2 separate regions of the Homo sapiens genome follow, and region 2 is linked to region 1. Evidence: read pairs that join two places in POLR2A ChIA-PET (ENCODE). Cell type or tissue: Panc1. All regions are shown on one strand. Each heading gives the region's core, and the rest is flanking DNA. Links, peaks and the distances in the headings are about the cores only.

Evidence for each region. ChIA-PET counts read pairs that join two places held together with the same protein. Peaks named below come from ENCODE experiments on the same cell type or tissue, not always from the same donor. Only the 100,000 strongest peaks of a DNase experiment are listed, where the experiment ranks them.
Region 2: POLR2A ChIA-PET joins it to region 1 with 19 read pairs; 2 of 35 experiments call an interaction of 5 or more read pairs at or near these places.

What each region holds. Positions count from the first base shown.
Region 1 is chr3:49,130,721-49,138,720 of GRCh38, reverse strand. LAMB2 (laminin subunit beta 2) reads left to right here and starts at 5,671. Exons shown (of 32, transcript NM_002292.4): 1 at 5,671-5,929; 2 at 6,058-6,230; 3 at 6,316-6,451; 4 at 6,532-6,605; 5 at 6,998-7,186; 6 at 7,279-7,342; 7 at 7,569-7,771; 8 at 7,861-7,981. The coding sequence starts at 5,854. It overlaps LOC124909377 (a long non-coding RNA gene), which reads right to left and starts at 5,853. Exons shown (of 2, transcript XR_007095905.1): 1 at 5,102-5,853. RefSeq lists a silencer at 2,191-2,485, a cis regulatory region at 4,018-4,231 and enhancers at 4,765-5,580, 6,398-7,213. In Panc1, for the core only: no CTCF peak of the experiment used is centred there; a DNase peak (open chromatin) is centred at 5,646; H3K4me3 peaks cover 2,624 bases; H3K27ac peaks cover 2,566 bases.
Region 2 is chr3:49,455,450-49,462,237 of GRCh38, reverse strand. No RefSeq gene overlaps it. Among named protein-coding and RNA genes, the nearest start is that of DAG1, 11 kb to the left of the region's middle. RefSeq lists enhancers at 285-1,040, 2,553-3,308. In Panc1, for the core only: no CTCF peak of the experiment used is centred there; no DNase peak of the experiment used is centred there; H3K27ac peaks cover 658 bases.

The sequences.
Region 1 (8,000 bases), core at 4,001-8,000:
TCACTCTGTCACCTGGGCTGGAGTACAGTGGCATGATCTTAGCTCACTACAGCCTCAACCTCCCAGGTTCAAGTGATCCTCCCACCTCATCCTGCTGAGTAGCTGAGACTACAGCACACGCCGCCACACCTGGCTAATTTTTAAATTTTTTTGTAGAGACAGGATCTCCCTATGTTGCTCAGGCTGGTCTCAAACTCCTGAGCTCAAGTGATCCTCCTGCCTCAGCCTCCCAAAGTGGTGGGGTTACAGGTGTGAGTCACTGCACCTGGCCCATCCTTCAGGTCTCTCGAAGGTAAGGCTAGAGCTAGTGTCATCTGCTCTCTACCCTGACCCTATCTCTCCTCTGCAGCCTGTGCCTGTGACCCACAGGGCTCCATCTTGCCCAGCTGTGATTCACACATGGGCACCTGCTTCTTCAGAGAGGGCATCTTAGGGCTGAGGTGCCAGGCATGTGCTCATGGCTCCAGAGGTGCCTTCCCACACTGCACCTCCTGTCCCACCTGCTTCACCTTCTGAGACCAACTCCTGGCTCTGCTCCCACTGCAGCTGGAAGCTGTGGCCCAAGAGGTGGCCACCCTATGCTAGGGGATGCCTGGTGGGGGTGTTAGGGGCCAGGGTGGACACCTGCAGGTCCTAGATTGGGTACTGTAGCAGGCACAGGCTGCTCCCTCCAACCTGGGACCCTGCCCACTGTTCAGTGGGCTCTTGTTGCCTTCCACAACTCCTCCCATAGCCTGGACATAGAGTCACAGCCTTGGAGCAGCATCAACAACAGGTACACAGCCAGGGGGACTGTGGGTGGGAGCCATGGGGGAGTCACAGGAAACCATGGCTTGGACATGGTGTTGTAGGCAACATATTCCACATCTGACCCACGCCCACCAGCTGCAGCAAATCCAGGCCATAGCAAGCTCCACAGGAATCCAGGCACAGGAGACATGGTATTGGGAAAGGGGACCTTGGGGCATGACTGCCATGACCCACATGCAAGCAGCCGTGCAGATCATCCAGCGCTTCCTCATGGGTACATATCTGCTTGTTGCATGTCTGTTCACAGCCAAGGGCAGGGTTAATAGGGTATGCAGGACACTATCATGATACTCCTTCCAGAATGAGGAATATTCATCAGGGCTGACCAGGGGTCAAGTGGGAACACTAGTGTGTGCGTAAATTTTTTTTTTTTTTTTGAGAGGGAGTCTTGCTCTGTCACCCAGGCTGGAGTGCAGTGGTGCAATCTCGGCTCACTGCAACCTGCGCCCCCCGGGTTCAAGCGATTCTCCCACCTCAGCCTCCCAAGTAGCTGGGATTACAGGCACACTGTAATTTTTTTTTGTATTTTTAGTAGAGACGGGGTTTCACCATCTTGGCCAGGCTGGTCTTGAACTCCTGACCTCATGATCCACCCGCCTTCGCCTCCCAAAGTGCTGGGATTACAGGCGTGAGCCACCGCATCTGGCCATGTGTGTAGATAAATTTTTAACAACTGGCTGTGAGTCAGGGGAAACTGATTTTTAGCATTTGTCAATATCCATGATGTAAGTAATGCTATCATGATTGATTTCAGTCCATACCATTTGACAACTTATTTGCAAAATTCCTGAAAATTTAACAATTGGCTCTTTTTATTTTAGTATTATTATTATTATTTTTGAGAGGGAGAGTCTCGCTCTGTCACCCAGGCTGGAGTGCAGTGGCGTGATCTCGGCTCACCACAACCGCCACCTCCTGGGTTCAAGCGATTCTCCTGCCTCAGCCTTCTGAGTAGCTGGGATTACAGGCACCCGCCACCACATCCAGCTAATTTTTGTTATTTTTAGTAGAGATGAGTTTTCACTACATTGGCCAGGCTGGTCTCAAACTCCTGACCTTGTAATCTGCCTGCCTTGGCCTCCCAAAGTGCTGGGATTACCCTTTTTTTATTATCATTTTATTTTTTATTTTTTTTAGAGACAGAGTCTCGCTCTGTCACCCAGGCTAGAGTGCAGTGGTGTGATCTTGGCTCACTGCAAGCTCCGCCTCCCGGGTTCAAGCAATTCTCCTGCCTCAGCCTCCTGAGTAGCTGGGAGTACAGGCACATGCCACCATGCCTGGCTAATTTTTTGTATTTTAGTAGAGATGGGTTTTCACCGTGTTGCTCAGGCTGGTCTCGAACTCCTGAGCTCAGGCAATCTGCCTGCTTCGGCCTCCCAAAGTGCTGGGATTACAGGCGTGAGCCACTGCGCCCGGCCAACAATTGCCTCTTGTAAGCCTCCAGCACACCACTGGATAGTTGTGTCTAAGGCAGGATCAGTGAGAGGCTAGGGTCAGGGTTTGTTGGCTCAGAGTTCAGGGTTCAGGCCTAAGATCCCTACCCTCTTCCCCACAGACAAAGGTGTGGACACCACAAGTGTGGAGCTGGCTGTCAGTGCCCCTTCCCCAAGGTGGGGGCAGTAGGCATTGCTCTTCTGCTGGGTCAGATCCAGGGTGCTCTCCCTGTACCGGATGCCATGGGCCAGAAGCTGCCCAAAGCTGAAGGCATCCTCCATCAGGCAGAGTGAACCAGGTGAAGGGCCAGGAGGCTGGAGGTGGAAGTCAGAGGGTGGCCAGAAAAGGGATGCCTAACTGAACACCTGTGTTCTTCAAGGAGGGTACAACCTGGGCCCAGCACCAAGCACTGGATGTTCAGGGGGTGCTGGCTGAGGGGGGAATGGAACTCATGCAGGGGCCGCAGAGCAAGGGCTACAGGAAGTGAAGCTGGCACTTGAAGGCCTGGAGGGCACTGTACAGGAGGTGATACCCTACTTGTACCCTCAGCTCCTTTACATCCCTTGTTCAATGACTGCTGTGATTTCCATTCTCCCTGAGATCCTTGACTCACTATGATACCACAGTGCTACCAAGTACCTTGACCGTGATAACACTCAGCCTAGTTGCTACTGTGCTGTGTCCTCTCTGTGACCCCCTAACCTTTGCCCCAGGTAGTAGGGCGCCTGGCCCAGATGGCACTGGCAGTTGAGGTGACCCCAGTCCCAGGGCGTCTGTCCAGTGTAGCTAAGGTGCTCAGGGCATGTTTTGTCCTGAGTCAGCAGCAGGCCCAGGAGGCAGAAGAATGGGCAGCATGAGTCGTAGGCAGGGCTGAGGGCCTGGGCAAGATGAAATGGGGAAGAGTGGGCACTGGGGTCTCAGGGACCCCTCTGGAACAGTGGAAAGTGGGGTTTGGGCTGGGGCTGGGCTATACTGGACTGAGGCGGGATCTCAGTTCTAAATTCTCCTTTTCTCCAGGAACCTTAGGCAGTAATATATTTGAGGCAATATATTCTGGGTGGGGTGGGGATTCAGGTCCAGCCCTGCCCTAGGAGTTGTAGGTGGCCCCTTTGGCTGTGGCCGAGCTGCAGGAGGACACATATGGCCTGGTAGCCACTGTGCAGGATGCAAAAGAATGGGTGCAGCAGGCTTGAGCTGAGGCCCAGGAGCTCCTGAAGAAGGCATAAAGCAGCTTCAGCTGCCTGCATGGTGCATGGCTGGCCTGCAATAGGGCAGGCACAGGGAACGGCTTAGGGTCAGATGGAAAGGTCAGGGCCAGAATAGGGATGTTGTGGAAGGGTTAAGGCTGGGTCCAGATCAGATCTTGACTCATGTAGGGATCAGGGCTAGGGTCAAGGTTTAGACCAGGGATCAAGTGTTGATTAGGTTCAGGGTTTATTTAAGGTTAGGGCTGGGTCAGGGTCAGGGTTGTGATAGAGACTGGGACCAGGATCAGAGGTTAGAGCCAGGGGTCAGAGCCTGGCTCAGATGACCTGACCCCAGGGTTGGAGTGCCGCCTGACACAGAATGCACAGGCACTGGGCAAGAAGGCAGCCACCCTGCAGGCCCTGGAGCAGCAGGCAGCTGAGCTGCTTGGGCACATGATGTGCTTTGCCACCAATAAGTATGCCACCTGCTAATTACTGTCTATGGAAGCCATTAAGAAGGACTGTGGGATCACCTGGGTAACTCAAAGTGGCCCTAGAGTGATCCAGGAATCTCCTGGCCTTGGGAGACCAAAGATCCTACTGAGTGCCCACTGACCCTGAGTGACCCCCCCATGTGGCCCCACGATGTCCCCCAGTGGCCCTCTGACCTTGAGAAAGCAGACAGATCATGTAACTCCCTGAGGCCATCTAGTGTCCCAGACCTTGATACACCTTTATCTCTGAGTGATCTAAAACTGTGAGACTACAGTGCTGGCATTCTCCACTCAAAATAAATAGATGGGGCCTGGCACTATTTACTGGCTCATGCCTGTAATCCCAGCGCTTTCGGAGGCAGAGGCGGGAGGATCACCTGAGATCAGGAGTTCAAGACCAGCCAAGCCAACATGGTGAAACCCCATGTCTACTAAAAATAGAAACATTAGCTGGGCGTGGTGGTGGGCGCCTGTAATCCTAGCTACTTGGGAAGCTGAGGCAGGAGAATCGCTTGAACCTGGGAGGCAGAGGTTGCAGTAAGCGGAGATCTCGCCACTGCACTCCAGCCTGGGTGACAGAGCGACACTCTGTCTCAAAAAAAAAAAAAAAATTAAAATTCTCAGTAATTTCTAGTATCCCTGATCCCCCAGGTTGACTACATGATCCTCAGGGTGACTGGAGACCTCTACTCCGGATATCCAGAATAACTCCCAGCGATGCCTAAAGTCCAACGGATTGACTGACCCCCACCCAACCCTCACCCAACCCCCACCCCCGCCGCCCCCATGCTCCTTTGTGAAGTGGGGTGATTCCCCTGAGGAACTATCATCAGCTTTCTTCCCTGGATGGCAGCTCAGGGCACTCCCTGCCGGGACTGTGGAGGCGGCAGGCCAGACCCAGCCCTAAAGACCGGAGGACCCCATGTTTCCCCCAGCTTCCCGTTCCCAGGGCCCTGGGTGGGGCGCGCCCCATATCCCCCACCCACTTTCCTCCTTCTCTCCCCCTCCACGCCGCCGCGCACATTCCAACCCCAGGCTCCTGCGATCCCGGCAGGCCAAAAAGTCTGGAGCGGATAAATAGCCACAAGATCCGGAGTCGCTCGCCGTAGCTCTGGTCCACCACCCAGAGCCTATTTCCATACAGGGAAACCCGCAGCACTTCTCGTGCCTACTTACCGTAGTGACTAGTGGGGGAGGCAGTGACCCCCCTGGAGCTGTGCTTCGGGCTGGGTGTGCACTTTCCCCATCTCTCCCCCAGCCCCATTCTGTCCAGTCCCTAGGACTACCCGAGAGCCCCCCACAGCCCTGAATAGGGGCATGTGTTGCTCCTGCTTGTGCCCTCCAGCCTCTCTGTTGATGCTGGAGCCCTGGGATCAAACGGCTGAGTTGATGGTAATTTCCACGGCGCCCATGACGCTGAGGGGAAAAGGCTACGGTCTCCTTGGTCCAGAGTTGGAGATCCCGAAGATCTCTCATTTGCTCCTGCCATGCCCCCAACTTCGTGAGCCCTCTTCCAAGGATAGTTTAAAGCACCAAACCCCTTACCTTCCCCTGGCCCTCGTATAGGTGTGGGCTTGGGGGCACAATAAAGATTTGTGGGTGAAGTGGTCTGTCTCTGGTTCCTGGGGCGAAGGCAGTTTCCGGAGGGAAGGGGTAGGGTTGGGGTGGGGGCGCTCTCCGCCCGGTGTTGCGCTCCTTCCCAGAATCCGCTCCGGCCTTTCCTTCCTGCCGCGATTCCCAACTTTGCTCAAAGTCGCTGGACTCTAAGCTGTCGGAGGGACCGCTGGACAGACCTGGGAACTGACAGAGGGCCTGGAGGGAAACAGGCCAAAGACCCACAGGCAGAGTTGACACGGAACCCCAAAGCAAGGAGGAGGGCTCGGGCCCGAGACCGTTCACCTCCCCTTATCCCTGTTCCCCTCTTCAGGATGGAGCTGACCTCAAGGGAAAGAGGGAGGGGACAGCCTCTGCCCTGGGAACTTCGACTGGGCCTACTGCTAAGCGGTGAGAGGGCCTGGTGGGGGCTGGGGGTTGTGGAATGTGATGGTAGGTCCTGGTAGTTGCCCTTGGGGCACATGAGGTGGAGCCACTGGATAGGAACTCAGCGGAACTGACTGAGCTACTGTCCCCAGTGCTGGCTGCCACACTGGCACAGGCCCCTGCCCCGGATGTGCCTGGCTGTTCCAGGGGAAGCTGCTACCCCGCCACGGGCGACCTGCTGGTGGGCCGAGCTGACAGACTGACTGCCTCATCCACTTGTGGCCTGAATGGCCCCCAGCCCTACTGCATCGTCAGTCACCTGCAGGTGTGGCTGGGGACAGGGTGTGACGCCGAGTCAGGGTGGGGCTGGCACTGCCTGAGGCACTGATTCTAATCCCCATCCAACCCAGGACGAAAAGAAGTGCTTCCTTTGTGACTCCCGGCGCCCCTTCTCTGCTAGAGACAACCCACACAGCCATCGCATCCAGAATGTAGTCACCAGCTTTGCACCACAGCGGCGGGCAGCCTGGTGGCAGTCAGAGAATGGTGAGGCCATGGGTGGGGCAAAAGTGAGCAGGGCTGCCCACCAGTAGCTTTGAGTCCTTGACTTCCGATTCCTGTCCCAGGTATCCCTGCGGTCACCATCCAGCTGGACCTGGAGGCTGAGTTTCATTTCACACACCTCATTATGACCTTCAAGGTGCCTGCATATCTGGGAGCCTGCCCGAATCACCCTGCTTGGCTCTCCATTGCCCCTGGACAGAGCCTCAGCTCCTTAACACAGCCTCCTTGAGCATGGATGCAGGAGGCTCCTTCATCCCTTCACACCTTCCATTTGCCTCCAGGCCTTTGCACATGCTCTTCTGCCTTTCCAATCCCAGGCTGGGTCAGGCGCTGTCTCCCTGAGCCCCATGAACCCTGAGTCTCCCCATTAGAGGTGGCTACCTTTGCTGGTCATTATCTGGCTTCCACCAGTCACCCCCACTCTCTGTGAGCTATTTGAGGGCAGTCTTGGGCTGAGCAGGGCTCTTGATGGCTCTGGGTTGGGCTTGGGTCCTGGTGCCTGCTGATCAGCTATGCCCCCCTACCCAGACATTTCGCCCTGCTGCCATGCTGGTGGAACGCTCAGCAGACTTTGGCCGCACCTGGCATGTGTACCGATATTTCTCCTATGACTGTGGGGCTGACTTCCCAGGAGTCCCACTAGCACCCCCACGGCACTGGGATGATGTAGTCTGTGAGTCCCGCTACTCAGAGATTGAGCCATCCACTGAAGGCGAGGTGAGGGCTGGCATCTGGGCTGGGGGCTGGAAGCTGGGGATGATGGGCCTGAGGCAAGGTCCAGTGTGACTATGAACTCCCTGCTTCTCCAGGTCATCTATCGTGTGCTGGACCCTGCCATCCCTATCCCAGACCCCTACAGCTCACGGATTCAGAGTGAGTGCTCCACCCTTTGAGTCTGGCACAGTCCGTGTCCGGCTAGGGACTATTTGGGGCCTCAGTAACTATTTTGGGTGCTTCCTAGGGCAGGTGCCAAGCCCAGTTTAGCTCGGGTGGCAGTGTATAGGAGGTCTTTCAAGGTGACCTTGGCAGCTGAGCCCCTGGGTGGACATGGGGCAGCAAGGGCCTGCCTGGTCAGTTGGCCCCCCTTCCCCCGCCTCAGACCTGTTGAAGATCACCAACCTACGGGTGAACCTGACTCGTCTACACACGTTGGGAGACAACCTACTCGACCCACGGAGGGAGATCCGAGAGAAGTACTACTATGCCCTCTATGAGCTGGTTGTACGTGGCAACTGCTTCTGCTACGGACACGCCTCAGAGTGTGCACCCGCCCCAGGGGCACCAGCCCATGCTGAGGGCATGGTAAGGGGCTTCAGACGGTTGGGATAGGGCTAGGGGCAGGGGCGGACATGGCTGAGCAGTGCTGACAACCTACCTGCCAACCTCTATAGGTGCACGGAGCTTGCATCTGCAAACACAACACACGTGGCCTCAACTGCGAGCAGTGTCAGGATTTCTATCGTGACCTGCCCTGGCGTCCGGCTGAGGACGGCCATAGTCATGCCTGTAGGAGTGAGTGAGATCTTGGCCT
Region 2 (6,788 bases), core at 783-4,782, 330 kb before region 1:
GGGATGAGAGGGAAGGGGGGAACCAGGGTGTACTGTGTGGTGCAGAACATTTGAGAAATCCACTCTTTGAAGGCAGAGCCTATAGGAGGTGAACACGGAGGAAACCCTGGGGTTTTCTGGAGAGTGAATGGAATAAGCCTAGAGAAAGGCCACAGTGAAGGCTTAGGAGAAAGTGGGCAGGGCAGGCCTGAAAGATCTTGGAAATCCCCAAGGCCTGAGCAGTGAATGGAGTGGTGATAAAGGAGAGAAAGCAACAGATGGGAGAGCAGGCACCAGCACTATATTTAACCAGGCTGGGCTTTGCCAGAAAGGTAGGATCCCAGGAGCAAGGGGCATGGTAGCTGAAAGATGGGAGCAAGGAGGAGGAGGAGGAGGAGAAGGAGGGTGGGAGGGCCAGGGCAGGCAGTGCCCTCAGGCCTCCAGGAAGGAATGCAGTTGGGTGAGGGGTGAGGGGACAGCAGCTGAGCTCCAGGCTTGCAGCCCTTCTTTCCCCTGTAGGTGGGAAAAGAAAGGTGGGAGCACAGAGGAGGGGTTGGGGAGGAGAGAGCAGGCAGAGTGGAGGCAGAGATGGGGGTCATGTGGAGGAGGGGCAACAGGCATCAGGGAAGTCAAGTCAGAACAAGCATTTAGAGAGAAAATTTCTCACTTGTCCTTCCTCCACCTTCCCTGGAATGCAGAGAGGCCACTCCCCTCCTTCCAGCCCCAGGAGAGAAAGGTCAAAGGGGAAGGGACATGGTGGAGGAAGGGCTCCCTTGGGCCTGGATATACTCCTGGTATACTCAGTATGTAAGGACTTCAGGGGAGACCCAGCATGGCCCATCAGAGAGGGCCCAGCGTCAACTGCCTGGGGAAAGGAAACCCATGGACTGGGCCAATGGCAGAGGTGGGAGAAAGGAGAGAGTGGAGAGGAGAGGGTAGCTGGGGAGCAGGGAGCAGTTGGGGAAGGTCCTGCCTTAAGATGGATTCCAGGGCAAACCCCCACCTACCTCCCCCAGAGCTACTGCTTGACACAAGCATGCTGGAGGCCTTCAGGACAGGTGTAGGGTCACCTGGTAGGCACAAAGCCCAGGCCAGCTGTCCCATCCATCTCTGGGATGCTCTGGGCCGGTGACCCTCAAACGTCCCTCCCAGCAGCTGTCACTTAACCAAGCTGGACAGAATTTCTGGCTGGGGTCGCCCACGAATATGTGTGACCCTCAGGAAAAGGTCTATGTCCATCAGATGAGTTAACTATGCTGGACCTGGCAGGGGACCCCAGGGACTAGGAAGGCCTGGAGTGGGAAGTATTAGGGGCTGAGCTCAGAACTGGCGTTTAAGGTAAGAAAGAGAGAGACCCCAGCTTGAAGCCCAGGTTGTGGGCCTTCAGGGGTGGGCATGACTGGCTATAGCATGGTAGTGGCTCTCTGCAGAGGCACTCACATGTCCCCAGTGCCATACAAAAACCCATTCATGGTGTGTGGAGGGTTTTTCTAGAAAAGGTTAAAAGAAATATTTCATCATCTCCATGCCCTGGGATACTTAAAAGAATGTAGCAGCTGATATAAAGGTGAGGACATGTAGGTGTGAGGAAGGCTGCTCCAGGGCCCAGCAGCTGCTCCTCCTACCTTGGGGAAATCCCAGGGAGAAAGCCTGGTCTCAGCTGACCCCCTATTCTTCCTCTGCCCAAAACCCCCCTATACTCACTCTGCTGCCTGGGGCTCTCAGCAATTTGTTCAAGGTCAGCAGCACTGAGGCCCTGGCCGGCAGAGAAGTGGGAAATCTCAGGCCTCCTCAGGACACCTACAACCACTGGGAACAGACTTGTTTCTAGTAAGCCCCACTGAGCTCACAGGAGGCAGAGCTCAGGGATGCCCAGGCCCACTTGCTGTCACAGTCAAGGTCTTACCCAGGGTCAAGGCCCCAAGGGCTGGGTGTGCACAAGCAGGTGCGCTGGTGCCTGCCTCTGACTGACTGGGGCCTTGGGCAAAGACTTCTCTCTGTATCCTTTCCCCCTCTGACTCCTGTGGACCAGAGCTTTCCAAAGGGCCCTTAGGAATCCTAGGTTCTGTTTGTTTGGTTTTTTTTAGAGGGTGTCTCACTCTGTCGCCCAGGCGGGAGTGCAGGCACAATCTCGGCTCACTGCAACCTCCACCTCCTGGGTTCAAGCAATTCTCCTGCTTCAGCCTCCCGAGCATCTGGGATTACAGGTGTGTACCACCACACCCAGCTAATTTTTGTATTTTTAGTAGAGACGGGGGTTTTGCCATGTTGGACAGGATGGTCTCAATCTCCTGACCTCAGGTGATCTGCGTACCTTGGCCTCCCAAAGTGCTGGGATTACAGGGGTGAGCCACTGTGTCTGGCCTTCTGTTTGCTTTTCTTCCTAGGAATAGGATCAAGCCACAGGAGTGAATAAGGAAAGAGGAGGGTGGGGAAAGAGAAAATTCAACCCAGGAATGAGGAGTCGGGGGGAGTCCTGAGGTGGGGCCGAGCAGCCTAGGAGGATAGCCTTTGGGGGAACCTCTGGAAGGAAGAGGAGAGCACTTGGTTCCCTCCCTACTCCCAATCCCCCAACCCCACACATTCTTTCCCTGAAGAATTCCAGCTGCATTTGCATGCATGAGAACCAGGCAGTCCCTTTGGCATGGACATGCTTCCGTCCCCGTTTCCTGGGTACCCTCCCTCAATTCCCTCCCACCCGCACCAGCTCTCCTTTCCCATGCTTAGGCAACTAGAGAGCTTCCTCACCTGCTGCTGCCAGGCCTCCTCCCTCCCTCTTCCTGCAGCTGTTCCCAGACAGCTGGATGAGGGTGGGACACTGTCCCTGGCTGACCTGCCACAACCTCCCCCTCCCCTGTCTTGATGGCTTTGCTGCCCACCCTTGCAGATGTCCTTGGCCTCAAATTCTGGAGACCCTCCCCCACTGGCCACCACAGACGTGGGCTGCCTACCCGCTTGCCTTGCCAGCAGCAACAGCTGCTGCTGTTCCCAGGCTCCTCTAGGGCCAAGGTCCCCCTGCCTCCTATCGGCCTGAGGTGCCAGCCTCTACCCTGCACCCCCCGTGTCTTCTTGGGCCTTGGTCGTCTGAATACCTTCTCCCTCCTAAGAACAATGGTCTGCAGAAGGAGGGGCTACAGGGCCCTGTCCTCAGCTGGAGACTCTGCGTGCAGCACACTGCTAATCCAGTCCACTGTGGCACCAGCCAGAGCTAACTTCCAAACCCAAATCTACCTATGATCCTGCTCTGCTCAGCATTCTTCCTGTCTTCCAGCTGCTGGAGGACAAGGATCCCTCACGTGCCCCCTGACCAGCCTCCTGGTCCTATCCCCTCCACTTTACCTCACCTCTTCCTGCTTCTTCACCCTCCACTTCTCCCCATGCCTCTCCACTTCCACATCTTTCTTTTTTGAAACGGAGTCTCGTTCTGTCGCCCAGGCTGGAGTGCAGTGGCATGATCTCGGCTCACTGCATCCGCCTCCTGGGTTCAAGCAGTTCTTCGCCTCAGTTTCCCAAGTAGCTGGGACTATAGGCACCCGCTACCATGCCCAGCTAATGTTTGTGTTTTTAGTAGAGACGGGGTTTCATCATATTGGCCAGGCTAGTCTCGAACTCCTGACCTTGTGATCCGCCCACCGGCCAAAGTTTTGGGATTACAGGTGTGAGCCATTGCGCCCGGCCATGAATGAAATTTTGATTGAAAATTAGGCCTCTAGCCAGTCGCGGTGGCTCACACCTGTAATCCCAGCACTTTGGGAGGCCCAGGTGGATGGATCGCCTGAGGTCAGGAGTTTGAGACCAGCCTGACCAACAAGATGAAACCCCATCTCTACTAAAAATGCAAAAATTAGCTGGGCGTGGTGACCGGCACCTGTAGTCCCAGCTACTCAGGAGGCTGAGGCAGGAGAATCGCTTGAACCTGGGAGGTGGATGTTGCAGTGAGCTGAGATCGCACCACTGCACTCCAGCCTAGGTGACAAAGCGAGGGTCTGCCTCAAAAAAAAAAAAAAAGAAAAGGAAAAAAGAAAATTAGGCCTATTGCCGGGCATGGTGGCTCGTGCCTGTAACCCCAACACTTTGGGAGGCTGAGGCGGGTGGATCACCTGAGGTCAGGAGTTCGAGACCAGCCTGGCCAACGTGGTGAAGCCCCATATCTACTAAAAATACAAAAAATTGGCCAGGTGCGGTGGCTCACACCTGTAATCCCAGCACTTTGGGAGGCCAAGGCTGGTGGATCACCTGAGGTTGGGAGTTCGAGACCAGCATGACCAACATGGAGAAACCTTATCTCTACTGAAAAATACAAAATTAGCCAGGCGTGGTGGCACATGTCTGTAATCCCAGCTACTCTGGAGGCTGAGGTGGAAGAATCGCTTGAACCCAGGAGGCAGAGGTTGCGGTGAGCCAAGATCTCTCCATTTGCACTTCAGCCTGGGCAACAAGAGCGAAACTGTGTCTCAAAAAAAAATTAATTAATTAAAAATACAAAAAATTAGCTGGGCATGGTGGCATGTGCCTGTAATCCCAGCTACTCCGTAGGCTGAGGGAGGATTGCTTGACCCCGGGGGGCGGAGGTTGCAGTGAGCCTAGATTGTGCCATTGCACTCCAGGCTAGGCAACAAGAGTGAAACTCTGTCTCAAAAAAAAAAAAAAAAGAAGAAAAATAGGCCTCTTGGATATTTTAGTCTGTGCTGGAGACCTGTAGCTTTCTGGAAAGACCTTCCACAGAGTCCCATTGGCAATTTTGAGCCCAAATTCCACAAGCCCACACACTTTCAAGGACATGCAAGGATGTCCAGCCTCCTGCAGGATAAATTAAGCCCCACCCTCACCCTACCCTAAGCAACAGGGACCTCCATGTGAGAAGGCCACATGGAGGAGGAGTTGGTCAAGACTTACCAGTCTCCTCCTCTCTCCTCGACCCCCATAGATACTCTCACTTGTGAAGGTTCCTCTTCCACCTACCCAAGTTTTGCCCACCCCACTCAAGAACAACACCCCCAAGCCTTCCTGACATCTGACTCCTCATTGTCTAGGAAACCTCAAGCTTCTAGAGGGCAATGATTGCCCTTGATAATAAGTTACCATCGGGCCGGGCGCGGTGGCTCACGCCTGTAATCCCAGCACTTTGGGAGGCCGAGGCGGGCGGATCACGAGGTCAGGAGATCGAGACCATCCCGGCTAAAACGGTGAAACCCCGTCTCTACTAAAAATACAAAAAATTAGCCGGGCGTAGTGGCGGGCGCCTGTAGTCCCAGCTACTTGGGAGGCTGAGGCAGGAGAATGGCATGAACCCGGGAGGCGGAGCTTGCAGTGAGCCGAGATCCCGCCACTGCACTCCAGCCTGGGCGACAGAGCGAGACTCCGTCTCGAAAAAAAAAAAAAAAAAAAAAAAAAAAAAAAAAAAAAGTTACCATCACTGAGCGCTGTCCTATATCTTTGGCACACGATATCTCACCATGCCTTCCAGCAACCCTCTGTCACAGTTATTATTGGCCCCACGTTACAGATGAGAAAACTGAGGCCCAAAGGTTAAGTCACTTACTAAAAGTCCCATAGCCAGTAAGTGGCCAAGCTATGGATCTGTGCTTATCTTTGTAACCTTTACTGGGCCTGGCCCAGAATAAGAATTCCACTAATGCTTGCTGAATGAGTCAATGAATGGATACAATTCCATCAAAACTATAGCTACCAGGACCTATCCAACCCTAGGGCCCAGGACACAGAGGCCTTGGAGCCATGTAAGGGGCTTCCAGACCAGTCCAGGAAGAACAAGGCTAGGTTTCTGTCCCTCTCCCACCTTGGGCATGTGGCCAGCAGCTACTTTGAACTTACCTTGGTGGAGTCTTGACACTGTTGAATTATGGGAGTAGTTAGGATCCAGAGACAGAGAGAAGAGGTTGCAGGGCAACATCAGTAAGGAAGAAAAGGCAGAGGCCTCCAGGTTGGCTCACCCCCTTAAAAAAGCAGCAAAAAGGCTGGGTGCAGTGGCTCAAGCCTGTAATCCCAGCACTTTGGGAGGCCAAGGCAGGTGGATCACCTGAGGTCGGGAGTTCAAGGCCAGCCTGAGCAACATGGTGAAACCCCGTCTCTACTAAAAATACAAAAATTAGCCGGGTGTGGTGGCGTGCACCTGTGATCCCGGCTACTTGGGAGGGTGAGACAAGAGAATCGCTTGAACCCGGGAGGTGGAGGTTGCAGTGAGCCAAAATAACACCACTGCACTCCAGCCTGGGCAACAAACAGAGCGAGACTTCCTCTCAAAAAAAAAAAAAAAAAAAAAAAGCAGCAAAAAGGCCTAGGGCCCATTGGATGAACAAAGATATTCTCAGGGTGGCCTGATTATAGGGTCTTCTGCAGTTCTGGGGTTTAGTCTAAGCCCACTTCAGTCGTTATTTGTACTCAGGGTAAGGAATTGGGAGGAGGGCAGGGAAGTAGCCAAATCAAATCATAAAGCCCTTTATTGAGCACCTACTCCATTCCTAGACATTCAAGAAGGCAAAAAGCTGAGAAATAGAAGTCATAGGCAGGGCAGCTGAGAAGCATGTGTTTCTGCTCTTGGGTAGCAAAAGCTGCACCCAGGAAACAAGGAGGTGTGAGGGCCTGGTCTGAGAAGGCCACATGGAGGAGGGATCACTGTAGTGGAGTCTTTGGAGAGGGGAGCAGCTGAATTTCCTACTGGCTTGGTGAACTCCCAGGAAGAGTTCAGCAGTAGCAGGACATGTCCAAGCCTGGTCAGATGGACAAGAATGGTGCAGAGGTGATTGTCCCAGCAGGCCTTGACCAGGCATCCTAGACTTTGCTGGAACTTG